Linked DNA regions of Homo sapiens: region 1 is linked to region 2. Evidence: chromatin contacts called from ENCODE Hi-C or POLR2A ChIA-PET data. All regions are on one chromosome and are shown on one strand. Each heading gives the region's core, a stretch centred on a gene start or an enhancer-like site at or near the end of the contact. The rest is flanking DNA. Distances are from core to core; before and after follow the strand shown.

What was found. A loop is a pair of places that touch in the nucleus more often than their neighbours do. ChIA-PET counts read pairs that join two places held with the same protein, here RNA polymerase II (POLR2A). Pooled maps may share reads with other maps.
Region 1: a map of CD4-positive, alpha-beta memory T cell shows a loop between it and region 2 (7-fold over the local background). The contact joins the promoter of ZNF257 here to the promoter of ZNF208 in region 2. A Hi-C loop is called at or near these places in 2 of 168 maps with a recorded cell type or tissue (CD4-positive, alpha-beta memory T cell and naive thymus-derived CD4-positive, alpha-beta T cell) and 6 of 50 pooled maps. POLR2A ChIA-PET finds 5 or more read pairs at or near these places in 2 of 52 experiments (CD4-positive, alpha-beta T cell and activated naive CD4-positive, alpha-beta T cell).

The regions. Positions count from the first base shown.
Region 1 is chr19:22,049,317-22,053,941 of GRCh38, forward strand. It overlaps ZNF257 (zinc finger protein 257), which reads left to right and starts at 3,168. Exons shown (of 4, transcript NM_033468.4): 1 at 3,168-3,319. The coding sequence starts at 3,317.
Region 2 is chr19:22,008,219-22,012,689 of GRCh38, forward strand. It overlaps ZNF208 (zinc finger protein 208), which reads right to left and starts at 2,725. Exons shown (of 4, transcript NM_007153.3): 1 at 2,574-2,725. The coding sequence starts at 2,576.

The sequences.
Region 1 (4,625 bases), core at 1,918-4,417, 42 kb after region 2:
ACCACTCTGTGACCTTCATGATGGTAAGGACTCGTGATTGTACCTGTGGTTCTAAGCCCAGGTATGAGAGTCAACATCTCTATAATTGGCTGGTTCCAGATAAAAGAGTTCTCACCTGCTGTGGAGCTAGGTTAAAAATGAGTCACCATCTCAAGTGCAGCCAGATGTTCAACGATGACAGTTACAATTTCAACTGTAGACTGCATCCTCATGTGAGATTCAAGACCTTACCAGTAGGCTCTGTGCATGTGTCAGGTGACAATCCTAATAGATGATGCGGTGTGCATACAAGAAATGCAATGTCACCTGTGTGCTGGGCCCTGTGATGACACTCTCTGTACCACCTGAAGGGTTTATATGACATGCAAGAGAGTGGTAATCCACTATGACCTTCATACAAGGAGGAGACTGAGAATCTTACATATTTCCCTAAGCCTAGCTTTGAAAGACAGTATGTTCCCTATTTGTTGATTTGATATATGAGAGTTATCATCTCACCTGTGAGCTGAACAAATCCCACCTGTGCATAGACAGTGAGCAAGAGAGTCACATCATTTTGGTGCTAGGCCAGAGATATATCAAAATCTTTTCTCATGGCAGAAACTAGGAAGAAGAGTCACGTCACCTGGGTGCTTGGCCAGGGATATGTTACATTCCTGTTCTGAAAGGAGGGCACAGGCAGCAGAGTCACAGAATGTGGGTGCTGTGCCCAGTGATATGTCACAACGCTCCCTGTGAACAGGACCCAGGAAAAGAAAACACATCAACCTGTTGCTGGGCCAAATGTTATGTCACAATCTTTCCTGTTGGCAGGATGCAGGCAGCAGAAGAGAGTCACATCTCCTAGGTGATGAATGCAGAGATATGTCATGAGGCTTTTGAGAATGGTAGGGCTAACACCCTGTTTACAGGGAACAGACAGGTGCCTCCCATCTTCTAGGTGTTTGGTCTAGTCATATGTCACACTACTCAAAATATGTGGGGCCTCTGCAACATACAAGAGTCACGTTAACTATGTGCTAGGTCCAGGGATATGTCATCATCCCACATTTTGGCAGGGACATGACAGAGAAGAAGGACATATCACCTAAACCATAAATGTAAAAATATATCATAGCCAGGCACAGTGGCTTATGCCTGTAATTCCAGCACTTTGGGAGGCTGAGGTGGGCGGATCACTTGAGGCCAGGAGCTCAAGACCAGCCTGGCTTACATGGCAAAACCCCATCTCTACTAAAAATACAAAAAAATTAGCTGAGCATGGTGGTACACGCCTGTAATCCCAGCTATTCCGGAGGCTGAGGCACGAGAATCACTTCAATCCAGGAGGCCCGATGATTAGGTTCAAGGCCAAATAGCAAAATATGTTTGCATTTAATCTATTTTCTCTCTATATAAACACTGCAGGTCAAGAGTATGCACAGATATGAAGACTTAGAGTTTTCTTCTCCTCCGGACCTATCATCCTTTGCTCCCTTTCTGATCTCTGGAAGGAAGGTGGGCCAAAGGTGGCCAGCAGTTGTCTACTTGTGGTTAATTTATTCCTGCTGCCCTCTGCTCTTTCTATGGCCGCCATCTTTTCCATCCTCCAAACTGAAGAGAGATGTTGTTAGGAAGAGGCCCTTCCTTCACACTGGCAGAATAAATTTATTCAGGCCCTTTACCCACCCAACATCAGAGCTGCACTTCACGTGTGGCTCCTGAGTGCCTGGAATGTGGCTGGGTCTACACTGTGATGTGCTGGAAAGGCAAAAAACAGACTTAGTAGCCTGTGTGCGGTGGCTCACGCCTGTAATCCCAGCACTTTGGGAGGCCGAGGCAGGTGGATCACTTGAGGTCGGGAGTTCCAGACCAGCCTGACCAACATGGAGAAACCCCGTCTCTACTAAAAATACAAAAATTAGCCGGGCATGGTGGCAGATGCCTGTAATCCCAGCTACTCAGGAGGCCGAGGCAGGAGACTCACTTGAACCCAGGAGGCAGAGAACACACTTTGTGCCATTGCACTCCAGCCTGGGCAACAAAAGCGAAACTCCATCTCAAAAAAAAATAAAAAAAAAAAAACAAAAAAAACAAAAAAAAACAGACTTAGTTCCAATGATATAGTTCTAACTATATACATGCTACATTAATAATTACACATTGCTCATATAGTAATATTTTGGATATATTGGGTTACTGAAATTGTTACAATCAGTTTGACCTATTTCTTCTTTCTTTTTAAAGTTTGGCTACTAGAAAATTTAAAATTCACATTTGGCTCACATTCTATTTCAGAAGATTGCCTCCTTTTTTTTTTTTTTTTTTTGACGGAGCTTAGTTTCGCTTTTGGTGCCCAGGCTGGAGTTCAAAGCGATCTCGGCTCACTGCAACTCCTGCCTCCCGGGTTCACCTGTCTCGGCCTCCCCAGTAGCTGGGATTACAGGCACCCGCCACCATGCCCCGCTAATTTTTGTATTTTTAGTAGAGACGGAGTTTCATCGTATTGGTCAGGCTGGTCTCCAACTCCTGACCTCAGGTGATCCGCCGGCCTCGGCCTCCCAAAGTGCTGGGATTACAGGCGTGAGCCACCGCACCCGGCCATGATTGCCTCCTTCTTAAAATCTCAGGCTGCCTGATCAAAAAACCAGAAGCCAGGAAGGTCAGGAAAGCTGAAATTTTAAAATAGTTGTTATTAGATTATTTTTGTTTGTGAATAACAATATAGTGTATTTTTTTCTTTTCTTTTTTTTTTTGAGACAGAGTCTCACTCTGTGGCCCAGGCTGGAGTGCAGTGGCGCGATCTCGGCTTACTGCAATCTCCGCCTCCTGGGTTCAAGCGATTCTCCTGCCTCAGCCTCCGGAGTAGCTGGGACTACAGGCGTGAGCCACCGCGCCCGGCCATATTATGTATTATGTATAAACGCATATGACCTTACACACAAGGTTAAATGCAAATACCTTTGGGTTGGGCCTGGCTCAGCTCAGGGAGGAAAACCTGCCTGAAAAGGCTGGAGCTTAGGCTTTCACTCTTTCTTCATTCAGCCGAGCATCTGATCACGTCTCCTGTCACTCAGGGCCTAAAGGGGCGAGGCCTTAAACGTTATCCAGTCAGGGACGCTGGGCTGGAAACCGTCCAATCAGACACGAAGCTGGAGCGGACAGGGTGGCTTCCGGGTTTGGCGGGTACTTTGTCTCTCGCTCTAGCCCGAGCTGCAGGTCTCGTCTTCCCTGGTCTGTGTCCTCTTCTCCTAGGGGCCCAGCCTCTGTGGCCCTGTGACCTGCAGGTATTGGGAGATCCCCAGCTAAGACGCCAGGTCCTCCTGGAAGCCTAGAAATGGTGAGAGTGCTGGGTCCGACATCCTGGGAGAGGGGAAGGGGGTGGTTGGAACCTGTGGGAAGTCGCTGTGGCGGGACTCAGGCCTCCTTGCAGTCAGCCCTACCATCTGCGCCCGAGTTTTCCTTGGCCAGCTCGGCCTCGGTCCCCCTCAGCCATAAGATGGCGGCTGCGCTGACAGCCGGGACCCCGGGCGTCCTGTCTCTTCCCTGCGCAGTGACTGTGCCCTGGCCTGGATCCCTCTCTCGGCAGCTCTGCACCCGCAGCGCCGAGTCTCCCCAGGTTGTGCAGGGACCACAGGAGAGTCGTCAGGGGAGAATCCTGACTCGGGGTGCGGGGTTCATGAATGGGAAGAGCTTTGGTCTGTGGGGTTCTGAGTCTCTCTTTTCTCTTATTAAAAATATACAGAAGTCACCGCAAAAATATTAAAGAATTTAATTAAAGAGTGATTCAAAAATCCGGGCGCGGTGGCACACGCCTGTAATCCCAGCACTTTGGGAGGCCGAGGCAGGCGGATCACGAGGTCAGGAGATTGAGACCATTCTGGCCAATATGGTGAAACCCCGCCTCTACTAAAAATACAAAAATTAGCGGGCGTGGTGGCATGTGCCTATAATCCCAGCTACTCAGGAGGCTGAGGCAGGAGAATCGCTTGAACCAGGAAGTCAGAGGTTGCAGTGAGCCGAGATGGCGCCACTGCACTCCAGCCTGAAGACAGAGCGAGACTCCGTCTCAAAAAAAAAAAAAAAAAAAAAAAAAAAATTGTAAAGTACCCAGCTATGGTTTGTCATTTGTCGTCCATAGCAGGGGCTTGAAGAGAAGACTTTAATAACATGAGATAAAGAAAACCAAATTCAGTAATTGGTTAGATGCAGTTACATAGTTTGTTAATTTGTACTATCAAGGTGGACATTTCCTTGTTATGTAATCAGAGGTTAAATGGTAGTGTATAGTTGGCTACGCCTCAATTTTGTTTCCCCCAATTTAGTAATTTATAAAAACATGCGTTTGAGGCCGGCGCTGTGGCTCACGCTTGTAATCCGAGCACTTTGGGAGGCCCAGGCGGGCGGATCACTTGAGGTCGGGAGTTCGAGACCAGCCTTACCAACATGGAGAAACTCCGCCTCTACTAACAATACAAAATTAGCGGGGCGTGGTAGTGCATGCCTGTAATCCCAGCTACTCCGGAGGCTGAGGCAGGAGAATCGCTTGAACCCAGGAGGTGGAGGTTGCAGTGAGCCGAGATTGTGCCATTGCACTCCAGCCTGGGCAACAAGAGTGAAACTCCATCTCAAAAAAAACAAAACAA
Region 2 (4,471 bases), core at 1,475-3,974:
CTTGAACCCGGGAGGCAGAGGTTGCAGTGAGCAGAGATCATACCACTGCACTCCAGCCTGGGTGACAGAATGAGACTCTATCTCAAAAAAAAAAAAAAGAAAAAAAAAACTGAGGTCAAAATAAGTGAACAATGCATTTAATCATTTCAAGGTACAGATATGTCTGACTCATGTGTCAAGTCAGGCCATCCAATTACTTGAGAGATTCTCCCACCCCATCCTGTTCACTTAAGTGCTCAGTAACCATTCTCTCAGGAGACTCTGAACTATGCCCCAGTGAGTGCCCCAGGTACATTTTACTTTGCAAGTTCTTGCACCATCTCACTGGGGTCAGTTTTTTTTTTTGTCTTTGGAGTGCTATTTTTTTTCACAAACTTTTTACCATTTTTATTTCACTATTTTTCTGTCCCCTAAGAGAATCCAGGGGCAAAAATTATTTTGGTTTCCCCTTCAATACCAGCATCTGATTGTCTGAACAGCAATATGTCTCCAAGAAATGGAAGCTGCGTTGGGTAAAGACAACACTAATATCTCAAGGGGTTAGCTTTCCAAAAAAACAGCACACCAGAAGATGCCTCTCAGCCCCAGGGTATTCACCTGCTCTCTTGAGAGGCTACACTCCATATCTCATGTTGTGTTATGGGAGAAGAGAGGCTACACTGTGTACCTCAGGTTGTCTTATGGGAGAAAATGACCCAGGAGCTGATATTCACTAGACGCTCTCGCAGACATAGCCATGGCGGGTATCTTAGTTTTTCCCCAGATAGTACTGAATCTCAGGTCCAAGAAAAAACTGAAGGGTGTCTGAGGACACATCTCCCTATAAAGTTTCCAAAGGGAAACCTTGACCCAAAACATTCTGATATCTATGTCTACGGAAAACAGAAGAAAAAATATTTACAAACAGAAAACAAATCTTTTTAAATGTGCCATCAAATGCTTTGTCAAAAAATGATTACAATAGGTATCAAAATGTAAACTAAAGGACAAATAGTTGATCATGTGAATAAGGGAGGGGAAATTGGCGTTTGGGAATGTCAGAAGGAACTGGAAATTAAGTATTTTACTGCAAGCCAGAGTCAGGCTGGAGAAATAGGGGGTGGCAGATAGACTTGAGGTCCTGCTTGGGACACATGTGAAAAATGCAAGGAAACAGCAATTCCTTGTGGGGTGTGAAAATAATTAAGTGGCTGGCAGTTAGACTGAGGAGGCTCTAGTTTCTAATTTCTACTTTTAAAAAATCTAATTCGGCCAGGCACGGTGGCTTACCCTGTAATCCCAGCACTTTGGGAGGCCGAAGCAGGTGAATCACTTGAAATCAGGAGTTCGAGACCAGCCTGACCAACATGGTGAAACCCCGTCCCTGTTAAAAATGCAAAGTTAGAGGGCATGGTGGTGCATGCCTGGAATCCCAGCTACTTGGAAGTCTGAGGCAGGAGAATCATTTGAACCTGGGAGGCGGAGATTGCAGTGAGCCCAGATGGCGCCACTGCACTCCAGCCTGGGCGACAGAGTGAGACTTGGTCTCAAAAAAAAAAAAAAAAAATCTAATTCAAATGCATTTTTTGTAAATTACTACATTGGGGGAAAAAATTTCAGGCTTAACACACTATAAACTGCCAATTAACCTCTGATTACATAACCAAGAAACTTCCATCTTGATGTTACAAATTAAGAAACCACAAGGCCGGGCGCGGTGGCTTACGCCTATAATCCCAGCATTTTGGGATGCCGAGGCGGGCGGATCACGAGGTCAGGAGATCGAGAACATCCTGGCTAACATGGTGAAACCCTTTCTCAACTAAAAATACAAAAAAGTAACCGAGCGTGGTGGCGGGCGGCTGTAGTCCCAGCTACTCGGAAGGCTGAGGCAGTGGAATGGCGTCAACCCGGGAGGCGGAGCTTGCAGTGAGACAAGATCGTGCCACAGCACTCCAGCCTGGGCGACAGAGGGAAGACTCCGTCTCAAAAATAAATAAATAAATAAAACAAAACAAGAAACTACGTAACTGTACCTAACCAATTATTGAATGTGGTTTTCCTCGTTATGCACCTTATAAAACTCTTTCCGTCAAACCCCTTCAATAGACCATTAACTACAACCCATAGCTGGGTGCTCTACAATTTTGGAATCACTCTTTGATTAAATTCTTTAATATTTTTGAGGTGACTTCCATAAATTTTTAATAGGAGAAAACAGGAACTGGGAGCCTCACGGACCAAAGCTCTTCCCATTCATGAACCCACACCCCAAGTCAGGATTCTCCTCTCACGACCCTCTCATGGTCCCTGCACATCTGGGAGAGACTCCGCGCTGCGGGTGCAGAGCGGCCCCAAGAGGGCTCCAGGCCAGGGCACAATCACAGCGCAGGGAAGAGACAGGACGCCCGGGGACCGGGTGTCAGCGCAGCCTCCATCTTATGGCTGAACCGGACTGAGGTCGAGCTAGGCAAGAACTCGGGGCACAGATGTGGAGCTGACTGCGGGGAGGCCTGAGTCCCGCCACAGCCACTTCCCACCGGTTCCAAGCAGCCCGGGCCACTCTCTCAGTGTGTCGGACCCGGCACACTCACCATTTCTAGGCTTCCAGGGGGTCCTGGCGACTTAGTTGTGGATCTCCCAATACCTGCAGGTCATAGGGCCACAGAGGCTGGGACTCTAGGAGCAGAGGACACACAGCAGTAAGGACGAGACCTTGACCTCCGGCTGCAGCGAGAGACAAAGGACCGACCACATCCCGGAAGCCGACCTGTCCCCTCCAGCTGCCTGCCTGATTGGACGTTCCCAGCCCAGCATCCCTGATTGGATAATGTTTAAGGCCCCGCCCTTTCAGGCCCTGAGTGACAGAAGATGTGATCAGATGCTGGGCTGAATGAAGAAAGAGAGCCAGCGTAGGCTGCAACCTTTCAGGCAGGGCTTCCTCCCTGAGCTGAGCCAGGCCCACCCCAGAGCATGCGAATATTCTATCTCTTCTTTACTCTCTCTCTTTTTAAATGTATTCGAAATGTGAACGAATATATTTTACTGCCATGTTAATAATACATAAAACTTTTGTTCCAGAGTAAATTAATTTTTACTTTAGTCATAGTGTGTTATCAATACTAAAGGCCGGGCGCGATGGCTTACGCCTTTAATCTCAACAGTTTGGGAGGCCGAGGAGGGCGGATCACTGGAGGTCAGAAGTTCAAGACCAGCCTGGTCGATAGGGTGAAACCCCTTCTCTACTAAAAATACAAAAATTAGTCGGGCGTGGTGGTGGGCGCCTGTAATCCCAGCTACTCAGGAGGCTGAGGCAGGAGAATCATTTGAATCCAGGAGGTGGAGGTTGCAGTGAGCCGAGGTTGGGCCATTGCACTCCAGCTTGCGCAACAAGAGTGAAACGCCATCTCAAAAAACAAAACAAAAAAATTAAACTTATTTTAGTAAAACCTTATAAATAAATCCATCAAATTTGTCACTTTTCCAACACTCTACATTTTCATATATATTTTATAATCTCACATTTTTTTAACTTTTTCTATTTTATTTTAATAGATTTTTTTAACTTGAAACAACCTTAAATTATTATTATTATTATTATTATGGTTGTTGTTGTTTTTTGAGACAGAGTCTTGCTCTGTCCACCAGGTTAGAGTGCAATGGCATGATCTCAGCTCACTGCAACCTCCGCCTCCTGGGTTCAAGCAATTCTTCTGCCTCAGCCTCCCGAGTAGCTGGGATTACAGGCGCCGTCCACCACACCCAGCTAATTTAGCATGGTGACCTGAACTTGTAGTTACCAGCTATTCAGGGGCTGAAGTAGGAGTATTGCCTGAGCCCAGGAGGTTGTGGCTGCAGTGAGCCCTGATCAAGCCACTGCACTCCATTCTGGGTAACAGAGTGAGACCCTTTCTTAAAAAAAAGACAAAGCATATAACCTTAAACTTATGGGAGTTTGGGGCTTTTTATTTTTGTCTTAAATTATTATATTTCAATAGTTTTGGGGTATACGTAGTATTTGGTTACATGGATAAGTTCTTTTGTGGTGATTTCTGAGATTTACGTGCACCAATCTCCCAAGCAGTGTGCACTGTACCCAATGTGTAGTCTTTCATCCCTCACCCCCTCTCCCACCCTTCCCACTGAGTGCCCAGAGTCCATTATATAATTCTTTTATTTATTTATTTATTTATTTTCTGAGACAGGGTTTCATTCTTGTTGCCTGGGCTGGAGTTCAGTGGTGTGATCTCGGCTCACCACAACCTCCACTTCCCAGGTTCTAGCGATTCTCCTGCCTCAGCGCTCCCAAGTAGCTAGGATTATAGGCATGCCCCAACATGCCCGGCTAATTTTGTATTTTTAGTAGAGACAGGGTTTCTCTATGTTGGTCAGGCTGGTCTTGAACTCCCGACCTCAAGTAATCGCCCGCCTCTGCCTCCCAATGTGTTGGGATTACAGGCGTGAGTCACCGCACTCAGACCCATTATATAAT